Linked DNA regions of Homo sapiens: regions 2 and 3 are each linked to region 1. Evidence: chromatin contacts called from ENCODE Hi-C or POLR2A ChIA-PET data. All regions are on one chromosome and are shown on one strand. The core of a region is the stretch at or near the end of the contact, and the rest is flanking DNA. Distances in the headings are between cores, read along the strand shown.

Evidence for each region. Hi-C counts contacts between places; a loop is a spot of excess contacts on that map. ChIA-PET counts read pairs that join two places held with the same protein, here RNA polymerase II (POLR2A). Pooled maps may share reads with other maps.
Region 2: a pooled map shows a loop between it and region 1 (2.0-fold over the local background). The contact joins two enhancer-like sites. A Hi-C loop is called at or near these places in 1 of 168 maps with a recorded cell type or tissue (gastrocnemius medialis) and 1 of 50 pooled maps. POLR2A ChIA-PET finds 5 or more read pairs at or near these places in 2 of 52 experiments (H1 and T-cell).
Region 3: a map of naive thymus-derived CD4-positive, alpha-beta T cell shows a loop between it and region 1 (4-fold over the local background). The contact joins two enhancer-like sites. A Hi-C loop is called at or near these places in 1 of 168 maps with a recorded cell type or tissue (naive thymus-derived CD4-positive, alpha-beta T cell), 4 of 37 single-sample maps with no recorded cell type and 7 of 50 pooled maps. POLR2A ChIA-PET finds 5 or more read pairs at or near these places in 3 of 52 experiments (activated B cell, activated CD4-positive, alpha-beta T cell and activated CD8-positive, alpha-beta memory T cell).

What each region holds. Positions count from the first base shown.
Region 1 is chr6:6,808,769-6,813,179 of GRCh38, reverse strand. No RefSeq gene overlaps it. Among named protein-coding and RNA genes, the nearest start is that of LINC03055, 75 kb to the left of the region's middle. RefSeq lists enhancers at 773-1,714, 1,103-2,302. Within about 2 kb of position 1,844, at least 19 of the 41 ENCODE cell types and tissues checked have a DNase peak (open chromatin) inside an H3K27ac peak, as active enhancers do.
Region 2 is chr6:7,199,109-7,203,519 of GRCh38, reverse strand. All of the region lies in intron 6 of RREB1 (ras responsive element binding protein 1), which reads right to left. Among named protein-coding and RNA genes, the nearest start is that of RREB1, 93 kb to the right of the region's middle. RefSeq lists enhancers at 1,176-1,225, 1,276-1,425, 2,190-2,484. Within about 2 kb of position 2,484, at least 21 of the 41 ENCODE cell types and tissues checked have a DNase peak (open chromatin) inside an H3K27ac peak, as active enhancers do.
Region 3 is chr6:7,084,479-7,088,889 of GRCh38, reverse strand. No RefSeq gene overlaps it. Among named protein-coding and RNA genes, the nearest start is that of RREB1, 21 kb to the left of the region's middle. RefSeq lists a silencer at 891-960 and an enhancer at 2,738-2,827. Within about 2 kb of position 2,254, at least 19 of the 41 ENCODE cell types and tissues checked have a DNase peak (open chromatin) inside an H3K27ac peak, as active enhancers do.

The sequences.
Region 1 (4,411 bases), core at 595-3,094:
GCCTGTAGTCTCAGCTACTCGGGAGGCTGAGGCAAGAGAATGGCGGAGCTTGCAGTGGGCCGAGATCGTGCCACTGCACTCCAGCCTGGGTGACAGAGCGAGACTCTGTCTCAAAACATAAATAAATAAATAAATAAATAAATAAATAAATAAATAAATAAAATAAAAAATAATAATTAAAAAAAATTTCAAATCCACTGGACTATGAGTCAGGAGTCTGGGTTCTGGACTTGACTGAACTAACTGAGGTTTGCACAAATTCTGTGAATTTTACTTTCTGCATCTGTCACACTGAGGAGGTGGACTACACATTTATCTTCAACATCGAGTTCTTTCATGTTTGCTGAGCACTGTTTTAAATACTTACTGTATAATAATTGTATGCAGTAGGTACAATTGCAACTCCCATTTTATGGAATGAGAAACAGGCTCAGAGAAGCTCAACCCTCATTTAGACCTGGATTGAAGTTGGTCGGCCTGGCGTCAAAGCCCATATGTGTAATGCCCTTTGATGTTTCCCTTGACTTATTGATTTCTTAGAGCAGGTGAACCCACAGGCTTGGGATCCACCTCTCCCTCAGAGCTCTGCCTTTAAGATGCAAAAACAGCACAGTGGTTCAGGTCTATAGTCCCAGCTACCTGGGAGGCTGAGGCAGGAAGATTGCTTGACCAAGAGTTTGAGACCAGCCTGGGAAGTGTATTGAGACTCTACCTCTAAGAATAATTTTTCTAAAATAAGAGAAAGAAAAAAGAGAAAAGATGCAAAAACAATTAAAACCTTTCTCAAGTAATTTTGAGCCTTGTTTTCTGGATTTACTTGATTAAGCCAGTGCCGGAAGCCTCATTATGGGATGGATATTCTTGCTTGTCATCTGGTCTAGCTGTCGAGTTTATGTCAATTAGCTAGAAAAGTCCTCAAACACATATTGACATAGAAAAGCACCACTCTGCCTTTTGTATGTTGTGTTTTTTTCTTTGACTTCTGAGACGAATAAATACAAATGAGCGTGTTAGAGAAACACTAGCAAAGACTTAGCATTGATTTTATAAACTACCAACTCACAAACAGTTCAGCTGTGGTCCTGGCTGCTGCTGATAAAGAGACAATCAGTTGGACAAATAAAATGTGGACATTTGAAAAAACAAACATGCCAGACAACCATTTAGTGATGAAGTATTGTGAAGGAAGAAGCCGTTTCCTTTGAAGCCGAGTGCCCAATTTTGCTTTCCGGGGTGCACGTGAAGCTTCTGTTAATGACAGCTTTGTGTGTGCATCTGAGGGTGGATTTCTGCCTCAAAAAGAGAAATGACGAAGGTGATGAGGGCGTGCCTTGGACAACAACTGAACTATTGTCCTGGCCACCCCCTACCTCCTTCCTTCGTTACTGGATCCCTGGGCTTACCCAGTCACTGTGATAAGGCAGCAAGCACAGAGATTTTCCCTGGAGGCTGGAAGTATTGCCTCTTTCCCCTCCTCCTCCTCCTCCTCCTCTTTCGCAATTGCAGCAACTGCTCCCACTGAGACCCCATCCCATCCTGTGCCACCTGGGATTCTCCTATTTCAAAAGAAACCCTTGCTGGAACAAAGCCTTGAGAGGAAATGAGTACAGAGAGAGCGAGTCATTTCCAGGGAGGAGCCCTGTAAGAACAGACGTCAGACTATGACCTCACCTGTCCCTCTACCTGCAAAGGACCTATTGACATCAATTGCATCCTAGACCTTGGCCCGGCTTCCAAATCACCAGGAGCCTCTTCCTTGTTTTCCTAATAGCTCCAGATAACTTTTGTAGGGAGTACTTTTGCTTTCTGTTTTCAAACCACCGTCATTTCCTTATACTCTCTACTTTTCTTTAGCAGGAAAAGACCCGAGATCACAATGACGTGATTTATATTGATCCCTAGTTAGTCATCAGGAATGTCTGAGTGAAGAATGGAAAACAAAGGGATGCTTGAGTTTACAATGCCCGAGTGTCCCTCGTGGAGGGAGTGCTGCCTCTGGATCCAGGATCAGCAGCTGTGGAAACATCTCCCTTTTGCAGAGGGTGGGTGCTGCCCGAAGTGAGACCCCAAATTTCATTCAGAGGATTTCTTTTCATTTGCTCCCTTTGGGCTGTGATTGTGTCAGGCTTCCAGCATTTTCTGCACCCAGGATCAAGTCGAGTTGGAGGAGCTTATTCTGACTTAGTCTATGTGAACACTTTGGCTTTCCCAGGTACAAATCAGCTCACAGCCTGCAGAACAGAAACTGACAGCGCGTCAGAGACCTGCATGACAGTCCTGGCTTCCACTCTGGCCTCTCAGTTTCCTCATATGTTCAGTGAGTTCATCATCCTTCTCACACAATAAAGATGAAGACCAACACCACCTGACATTCGTTGAGTATTTACTAGGGGCCAGGTGTTCTACTAAGTGTTTCCAATTCATATTCTCATTGAACCTCCACAACTACTCGATGAAGAAGGCATAATCTCTGTCCCCATTTTATAGATGAAGAAAGTGAAGTCTAGACATAACTTACCTGCCCAATGTCACACAGCTGGGAGTTTGCCAAATTAAGATCCAAATCATGATTTTTTTTAAATTCGTTGCAATAATCTCACTATACTATCTCTTGGAATCAGTAAAGCTCTATTTATGTATCTAAAATTTTTGGAGGAAGATATACTTTTCACTTCCCAGAAGCCTTGAGATCCGCTGCCCACCCCCCCGACCTGCCCCCACCCCTGGCACTTCTGGTGCTGGTGGGAGAGAGAGGTGGTAGGCAAGAACCCTGTGCTAGGAGCAGGCAGCCTGGCCCCAGGTCCCCTCCTTATCAGGAATCTCTGCACACCTCAGCCTGGAAAGAGATGACCTGGTTGGTGATCTACCGTTAAGACCCTGAGATCAACCAAGAGAGGTGCACCTGCCCAAGCAGGACCCTGCCCTTCCTTCCCTATGAGGCCCCTCCCATCCTCCAGTCCTTGTACCTGCCACTTCTTCTGCCACAGGGCTCTCCCTGCTCTCTGACCACCTTAAACCTCTCCTGACCTCACCTAGGACCACGTGTGGATGGTCTATTTTCTAGTCCCTACCATCAGCACGGGGAGACTCAGGGTCCTCTTATGGTGCTTCCTTGCCAACATGTGTTGTGTGTGTTTGTGTGGGATGTAATTTATGCACCGCACAATTGGTCAATTTAAAGTCCAGGCTGGGTGCGGTGGCTCATGCCTGTAATCCCAGCACTTTGGGAGGCTGATGTGGGTGGATCACTTGAGGTCAGGGGTTCAAGACCAGCCTAGCCAACCAACATGGTGAAACCCTGTCTCTAATAAAAATAAAAAACTTAGCCAGGCATGGTGGTAGTCACCTGTAATTCTAGCTACTCAGGAGGCTGAGGCAGGAGAATCACTTGAACTTGGGAAACGGAAGTTGCAGTGAGCCCAGATGGCACCACTGCACTCCAGCCTGGGCAACAGAGTGAGACTCAGTCTCAATAAATATTTAAATAAATAAATAAAGTCTATAAGCCAATGATTTCTAATGCATTCACAGATATGCGCAACCATCACCACAGTCAGCTGTAGAATATCAGAAGCCCTTTTAGCTACCCCTCTCCTACTGCCTCGCCCCTCCCCCCACCAGCCATAAGCAACCACTAATCTACTTTGTCTCTCTCTGAGTGTGTGTTTTAATTTACCAAGCAGATGAAGGAGGAGTTAAATGAAAACTTCTTCTCTTGCAGTGAAAATTATGATCATTTCTATGTGCTCATGAACTTCCAAAAGCATAAAAATCTTTCCCCAAAGAGCTGACACAACGAGATGGGGCAGGCGCCCATTTGTGAACATTGTGAGGTAAGTGGTCGCTGTTCATTAGAGAAAACTAAAGCTCCTACTTTCTTCCCCCTTCACTGTGCCTGGAGGACTCCAAGAGACACCTCTTTCCCCAAACTACCTACCCCATTAGTAAAGTGAATGACTGTTGAAATAGCCAATTATAATACAGACACAGGGACCTTCAGACAGAGGTGGAGGAGGTCCAAATCCTGCAATCGCAATTTGTGCTTTTTAAATTGTGCAATCACAAAGCTGGAAGGACTTTAGAGTTCACTCGGCTCCTGTTTAGTATCCATTTTACAGATCTGCGATCTAAGGTTCCAGAGAGGTTATGACAGGACCAGCAACCAGGTGTCCATAAATCCTGAGCTATTCTGCCCCACTTCCCATCATTCAGCAGGCAGAACAAAACACATTTAGTTAAAGTAAAGCAGGTCAAACGGGGCTGGAAGAGTTTCAAGGGAATCTGTAGAAGATGCAACCTGCACATGAAAGAAAGACACTGGACTCTAGTGATTAGAAAATATCTTGCAAGCTATGGTGGAGCTCACCTGTAGTCTCAGCTACTTGGGAAGCTGAGGCAGGAGGATGGTTTG
Region 2 (4,411 bases), core at 1,235-3,734, 390 kb before region 1:
TGCTCTCCTACCTCAGGTTCCTTGGCAGTATTTGGAGAGAGCAGTTCCTTTTCTATCTTGGTCCTGGGTAAAGACCCTTCTGCATTCTTGGTACAGATACTTCCTTAATGATGCATTGAGCTAGAATTATAATGCCTGAAGGATATGTATTCTTTTCTTTTTGGAAATAGAATCTTGCTGCACCACCCAGGCTAGAGTGCAGTGGTGCAATCCTAGCTCAGTGCAGCCTCAAACTCCTGGGCCAAGGGTTGAGGGATGACATTCTCTTGCTAATGACTGTCTACTTAGAAAACTGAGGGCCCTTCTCTGCTGCTTCTACAGCTCCTTCCTCCTCTCCTGACTTTCAGATCCAGTAGGGGGTAGAGAGGTGTTGGCAGTCCACATGAACCAGCACTAACCTTTTAAAAATCTTTTACTCTAGACATGATTCCTAACTGCCCTACCCTTGAATCAGTAACACCCTACATCCTCCTGTGCTTGTCTTTTTCCCTTGCCTGCTTGTGTTTTGCTAAAATAAATTTTCATGTTATTTGGTCCCCATATCTATTTACAAAATCCACAAAAATACATAGTAATATGTCCATACAAAGTCAGACATTCTTAAAAACAAACAAAAGACCTCAGAAGTTGGATGAATTGATGTTCCTCTCACCCAAAGAGAACTCTCATTAACATAGAGCTATAATCGGCCAGCTAGGACCTTCCTGGGTGAGTCCAGAGACATCAGTGGAAGGCTCTCATTTCCCACGGACAGGCCTTAGATACCTCAGGGCAGCTGCTGTGTTGCCATGGCCTCTTCTTCTTCCCCAGGCTAACCTCCCTCAGTTTCCTCAACATTTACATGCAGCCTGGGGTCCAAATCCCCACACTCATGGCTGGCCTCTCCCAGCAGGGATGCTGAATATCCCCATATTACAGTCTGAGGTGATGGTGCCCCAACTGAAGTCATCATTCCCAAAGTGATCTCAAGAGCCCAGAGCTGTCCCCTCTGAGGGAAGCCATCGCCGGCCACCAGAGACCAGCTTCCCAGGGCAACGACTAAAATCATACACCCCAATCCCCACACCTAAGCTCTGTAGGAGGAGGGAAGTGCTGAAGTCACGGGCCATTTCCCACTTCAGCTTGAAAGGCGATCACTTGAGGTGTCTTCAAGAAGGCAGGACCTAGTTACTTACTCACTTTCTGTGCAGGAGGAAGAGATGACTATCTTCATGATAGGGCAGTGCTAAGTCACTGCTACTCCTCAGCCAGTTCCAAAAGAGGAACAAGAAATGCACGGGTGGGGCCATCCCAGATGGTCGGCCATGCGCCCACAAGGGAAGTGGAAGGTGCCGTGGGCGAGTGCAAGAAGCAGCGTAGTGAAAAAGGAAAGCCACCCACTCTGGGGATGTTGTGTTATATTACTTACGGGCCACTGAGAAACTGCTGGCAAGGAAAGGGGAACCAAGATTGGAGAGAGAATGAATATAAATGAATCCAAAGAGAAATGTCACCTCCCAAGACCAACCAGGCGACAGAGCCCTTCTGTATGACCAAGGCCGTCTATAGCCACTTTTATCTAAAACGGATGGACATGGTGCACACATGGCCTCTGTTCTCCAGAGATGTCGAGGGAGGAACAGTACACCATCTACCAACAGAAACTGGAGAGGAGGGCCCCAGAAGAACCTGCAGCATGGCAGACCTCAGTTTTCCCACCCATAAACTTGGAACAGCAGTCCTCTTGAGCAAGCTGGGTTATATAAGCATGAAAAGGAAGAATTAAGTGCTGACACCACAGGACCAATGAACCCATTATGCAACTGAATCTCCGGTTTAAGGAAATACAAAATCTGTCTCCACTGAAGGCCAACAACCTTTCCACTAAGCATCCCAGAGCCCCAAGAGAAGCTGAGGATGGCCCACAGGCACACAGACATGCCAAAGGTGAGATGAGGATCCGTGTCATGAATACACAGGCTAAGACTTCAGTGCTTCCTGTTCATGTTTCAGTGGGGAGGGTGGGATGGGGGTTGGGGGGGGGGGACAATGTTGCCACTAATCACCTTCCTTAACACATCAGAAAAAGGTTGACAGTGAGTGGGCACGCTTCAGTGTTTGCTAGCACCAGCTTGTTCAGCCCGAACAGGTCGGACAGGTTGGATATTTAAACAAAGGCGGAAAAATGTAAGGTATAAAGCCCTGTGAAGTGCTACGGTGGAAATGCTGCCAGCTCCCTGCAGGTTTCATTTTGTGATCTAATGCTGGAAGTCAGGCTCCCTCTTGACTTTGCTACTTTCGAGTTATGAAACTAAACCGGACACACACTCAGGACCTGTTCAAAGTTCTCAGTGCATCAGACGAGGGGCATGGTGGGAGAGGACACCTGGGCATGTTGCATTCCGGAGCAGAGGCCAGCTCTCTGCTAGTCATCCTACCCCCAGCAAGCCCATCCCTAACCTTCCCTAACCTAATTTCTCACTCTCACCACTGCCTGCTGTTCAAGTGTGGGCAAGCACGATGTTCCAGATTCTGCTGCCATCCACCAGTTTTACCCGGTAAGACTGAGCTGCTGAAATACCTCAACAAGATATGTCAAAAATACTGTACTGCTTGCATTAAAGATAAAATTTATTTTGCATTTCCTTTCCAAAACACAAACTGACAACAACTCTGCTAAAACAGAAGAAAACTTAAGTTATAAATATTAGCATCCAGTTGGCCAAATGATAAAAAACTAATTATGAACCAGATCATAAATTTGAGAACCAGTGATAGGACGAAAAAGGCTTGATTGTTGCTTAACATGTCCACTGAGGGGACAGTGTCCACTTGGACAGTTTTATGATTGTTATGCTCTTTGGCATAACTGAACATGAACTTGGTCAATTCAATTCAGAGAGAAATTCTAAATCAAAAGTAAGCATCGGCCACAAGAGGTTTTTCAAATATTTCTTCAAAAATATAAAATAGGCCAGGCATGGTGGCTCACGCCTGTAATCCCAGCACTTTGGGAGGCTGAGGTGGTCGGATCACCTGAGGTCAGGAGTTTGAGACCCGCCTGGCCAACATGGTGAAACCCCATCTCTACTAAAAATACAAAATTAGCTGGGTATGGTGGCGCATGCCTGTTATCCCAGCTACTCGGGAGGCTGAAGCAGGAGAATTGCTTGAACCCAGGAGGCAGAGATTGTGCCATTGCGCTCCAGCCTGGGCGACAAGAGTGAAACCTCATCTCAAAAAAGAAAAAAAAAAAAATACACACACACACACACACACACACACACACACACACATATACACACATACATATATATATATACACACACATACATACATATATACACACACACATATATATAAAATAAGCTGTGCTGATTGTTAAAGGGTATTAGAAAAGAAAAAAACACAAAGTAAAAGGGAAAAATGTTTTGAGGAAGGTCAAGTCTAGCAAATAAAAAACAGGCTACACAAGAGACTGTCAATTAAAATTGGCCAACTTTTAGCTTTGATAATTTTCTTACACTTTTTATCTAATTTGAAGAATAAAATTCAGTGACAGATCACACTTGCCTACCCTTTTTCTCAGAGGATAGTGGCAGCTTTCGATTATTCACAGATTTCTAAAATGCAAAGTAAAAATTCTGGAAAGAACCACAGAATCTCATCTAATAGTATTAATGCAAATCCACACTAAGAAAGTATAAAAATAGGCCAGGCATGGTGGAGTGTGCCTGTAGTCCCAGCTACTCGGGAGGGTAAGGTGGGAGGATCGCTTGAGCCTGGGAGGTTGAGGTTGCAGTGAGCTATGATGGCACCACTGCACTCCACCCTGGGAGACAGAGTGAGACCCCGTCTCAAAACAAAACAAAACAAAACAAAAAAATCACACACACACACAAAACCCAAGCACACACACATATATATGTAAACATCATAGAACAAGCAATCAAAAAAGAAGAAAAAAAGGCAAGTGTTCAAATAATAAGGATTTGCACAACTTGGCCATGGAAATTCAGCACATGATACACAGCACTGTTACCAGGTTCTTGGGTTCTTAGAATGCAGTCTACGTTGCCCCAATTGTTAAGAAGCTGGGAGTCTATTTTCTCACTTTAGTAAATCCATCTGCTGAACTAGTATGTATAAGGAACTGCTGGGTTAAATATCTTAAGGGAGAGGAGAAAGGAAGGCCTTGAACTACAATTTGTTGAGCACCTAACGTGAGCCAGAGGCTTGAGTATATGTTACAGCATTTAATCCTTCTAACGGATTTTGTGAGTAAACGTTACCCCCACTAAAGATGAAGAAATTGAGGCTCTTGACCATTCCAGGGAGTATCCTTTATCAGCCCTGGCCAGAAAAGTTAGGCGGAGCTATCAGAGGACTCAGAAGCACCAAAGAAAATGTCGCCCTTCTTTAAACCACTACT
Region 3 (4,411 bases), core at 1,005-3,504, 280 kb before region 1:
TTTCCTGAAGAACTATAGAAAGGAGTATTAGATATTAATACTCTTATAAATCTATAATAAAAGAGTATGGGAGCATGCAAGAAAAGCCAAATGAGACCCCACCTCACACCTATCAGGTGCCTATTATAAAAAAAAAAAAAAAAAGAAAATAGCAAGTGTTGGCAAGGCTCTAGAGAAATATAAACCTTTAAACACTGCTGGTGGGATTGTAACATGCTGTAGACTTTATGGAAAGTATGGCAGGTCTTCAAAAATTAAAAATAGAATTGCCATATGATTCAGCAATTCCACTTCTAGATATATACCCCAAAGAACTGAAAGCAGGGACTTGAAGAGACATCTGTACACCCATGTTCGTAGCAGCACTATTCACAATAGCCAAAAGGCAGAGAAGCAACTGAAGTGTCCATCAACAGATGAATGGATGAACAAAAAATGTGACCTATCCATACAATACAATATTATTCAGCCCTAAAAAGAAAGGAAATTCTGACACATGCTACAAGTGGATGAACCTTGAAGACGTTAGCTCAGTGAAATAAGCCAGTCACAAGAGGAAAAACATTGTGTGATTCCACTTATATGATGTACCCAGAGCACTCCAATTTAACAAGACAGGAAGTAGAATGGCAGCTGCCAGGGGCTGGGGGTGGGGAATGGGGAGTTTGTGTTTAATGGGTACAGAGTTTCAGTTTGGGAAGATGAGAAAGTTCTGGAAATGGGTGGTGATGATGGTTGTATCACACTGTGCATATATATACTTAATGCCACTGAACTGTATACTTAAAAATTGTTAAGATGCTCAATTTGTATGTAATTTATATTTTACCACACTTTTTTAAAAATTGCCACATGACTGCTGAAGGCACCAGTCACATCTAGTATTTCGTTCAAAGATGCACCTTGCACTCAGAGCATCCCAGTGATACAGCACACAGCTGTGGCTGGGCAAATGGGATGTCCACAGTACCGTAGCCAGTTCTACATACCTAGCTGAGAGCAGGGTGATACCTGCTTCTCAGGCTTCTTCTCATGACTCAAACCAAAGACCACGGGACGCCACAGGAAACCGAATGCTGGAACCATAAAACAACGCAGAGCAATTTCTTTATTGCCATCTCCTCAGCTTAGAACTTTTCACAGAAGTAATTTATGAAGGGCAAAGTTCTCAGCCCATGGAACTCCAGGGGTTTGGCTTATCTGGTGCATAGAGAGTTCTTTCCTGTTTCACAGAGAACACTGGAGGAGCTTTTCTGTGGAGCTGTGAAGGATGACACCATGTCATAAATGAAAGGTGAAAATGAGTACGCCTGAGACGTCTGCCCTGAGTACTTGCTTCAACAGTCTAAGCTCCAGTTTCAGGGATTATTTTGAGAACTTAATTTAGCTGTAGTCAAACATGCCCATTTGTAAGGGGCCTAAATAAGTCACCTGTCTTTAAGCCCAAGGTCTGAAGCACCATTCAGCTCCTCCAGCATTGTTTGCAATACAAAGATACAAGCACACTTTTCTTTTTAAAATCTGGTCCAATGGCTCTCTGAAGCTGCCTTTAGTCTTCTAAAGGCTCTTTGGCCACCTACTGGATTTTTTCAGTGCCAGAGCTGGGCAGAAAAAGAGCAACTTACTGCCCTTGTTCAAAGGAAAGCGAGAAGAGTTGCAGACTGGAAGCTAGACAGACTTTGTTATTCAGTACCCTCAGGGATTTGCAAGAGAATACCTCAGACACAGTCTGTCACTACCCTTCTCTCCAGGAAAAGCCAATTATTTCTCCAACCTAAGGAGTCCGGCACGAATGGAAAAGCTTCTATGACATCTTTATTGTGGGCAAAAGGAGGGAAAAAGAAAAGTGACAAAATTAAAGTATTTTGCTTATTTTTTGTAAGTTACCAGAGGAAAGATGTTTAAATGACTTGCCAGTTTTTTTCCCCCCTCATATTTAAAAAAGGATTATCAGCTACTTTCACTTTCTAATGAACAGTTCTAGTCTTCTAAAGGAATTCTGTGTGGGACATTTAATTTAAACTGAAATCATTCTGATTAATAAAAAGAGGTGGAAACCTCCTGTTCTTTTTTTTTTTTTTGTATCGAACACGTGAATTCTGTTAGATGTGGCCCTTGAGATCAGAGAGCGAAGCTAGAAAAAAATGGAAGTTACGACTCATTCAGGAAGAACACACTGAAAGTGAAAGATTCATTAAGAATGCGTCTTTAATTCTCAGATAGTGCAGGGGAAGAGGAGCAGGCGCACAGATGGAAGCTGAGGAAGGCTGGGCTGACGGGGTCGCTGTGGGTGCAGCCAGGGTGTAGGGTGTGCTGGAAACTCATCAGAGTCATTTGAGCAACCTCGGTCATGGTTGTGGACATCAGGCTTCCAAAACTACAATTTTTCAAAATCAGATCAGAGTCTGAGAGGTGCTGGTAGTTAGGGACTGTGCCTTAGGTACTGACCCTGAAAGGTGGTGCTGCCTTGAAGGAGGCCTGGTGAGGTGACTTCAAAATGCATACCGGCCAGCGGGGGAAGGACCCAGAGCCCACCTATTAAATGAGTCTAACAGTCATTTAATAAATTGGGAAATTGGGATTCTGAAAGCTGATGTGTGACTTGCTGAAAGTCCAAAGCTACTCAGAGCAGCAAAGCTAAGCAGAGCTGAGACTTAGATTCAGACCTCCTGACCCCAAGAATTGAGAGTTCAGCAGTCTTCTATGTGAAACTCAAAAGCATCCACTGATGCTAGCATCTGTCAGAGAGAGGCAGGACAAGGCCAAGGCCACATGGCTGTGAGCTAGCATCACCAGCCTCTGCTCTGTCATCAGGAGGCATGGCATTGGTACAGATCCCTGGAACCCTGCCAAGTGCTCCAGGCTTTGAGGGCAGCCTCTTCAGCAGTGAAAGAAATCAGGGAAAGACAGGAAAGCCCCTCCAAGGTCAGCGGGCTAGGATGCAAACCACCCAGATGGCCCCCCAGGCTTGCATATCCCTTGGGGCTTTTCATCCGCCTTGGGTCTTTCTAGGTGTTCTGGCATCTCAAGTTGCTTGAAGCATTGCTTTTATTTACCTCTCTGTTGTCTTTCCTTTCTGTCTTCCAAGCAGCTAAGGATACCCCTTGTAGACCTGGTCTCCTCCAGTTTCCTTAACCCATTCTATTTTTTTTTTTTCTTTTTTTGAGATGGAGTTTCGCTCTTGTTGCCCAGGCTGGAGTGCAGTGGTGTGATCTCGGCTCACTGAAACCTCCGCCTCCCAGGTTCAAGCGATTCCTGCCTCAGCCTCCCAAGTAGCTGGGATTACAGGCATGTGCCACCACGCCCGGCTAATTTTGTATTTTTAGTAGAGACGGGGTTTCTCCCTGTTGTTCAGGCTGGTCTCGAACTCCTGACCTCAGATGACCTGCCCTCCTTGGCCTCCCAAAGTGCTGGGATTACAGGCGTGGGCCACGGCGCCCGGCCCTCCTTAACCCATTTATAGTGAATTTCAGAGCAACAAAACATTGCATTTTCAATAAATCTGGATTATGAAGTTGGAAACAAATAAAAGTTGACATGTGCTGAGAGCCCTGACTCAATTTTGAGTCAAGTGGTTTGCCCAAGGGACCTCATTTAACCCTTGCAATTGCCCTTTGAGGCAGATAGTCTGCCCCCATTGACAGAAAAGAGATTCAGAGAGGTTAAATCACCCAAGGTCCTAGAATGAACCAATCCTAAGTCCCCATGTGGACAGTGAAATGATGCGGTACCATTTGCCAACACCCAGAAATCACAACAGTGAGGGGTCCCTCTACCGACTTAGTCCCTACTTGAAATAGTGATTTTAATTTTCTTAAAAGGTGTTGTGGTTAAAACAGACCAACAAATCGAACTTGATTTGTTCAGACAGCTCTGAACCCCACCCTCCCTGTGGGCCGCACCTTAAGGATGGGAAGAAGAGGGCTGCTGGAACGCCAGGCTGGACATGAGAAGCTGCTGAAGTGCCATTCCTCTTTTTCCTAAATGCACACCAAGACACTAGATTTGCGAAAGGCGGAGAAAGGTTCTTACTTAAACTACAGTGATAAGGAGCACCTTGGGATAAACTGGAGAAATGGCTCTAAGCACAGAGCTGTTGTTTTTCTGCCTGCCCCTCCAACATACAAAGATGTCACCAAGCTAACAGGACAAAAGTTAAAGAGGGGATGATCCACTGGAAAAGAGATTTGCAGCCGAGACTGCTATAGCTATCTGAATACTGTAAAGCGAAGCCACAGGAAGGAAGAAGACAGGCAGAAACATCACATACCCAGGGAGAGGGCTTAGTTGACAAGCTAACTAGAGTAAGCGGCTTTGCTTTTTTTTTTTTTTTGAGACGGAGTTTTACTCTGTCGCCCAGGCTGGAGTGCAATGGCGCGATCTTGGCTCACTGCAGCCTTGGTCTTCTGGG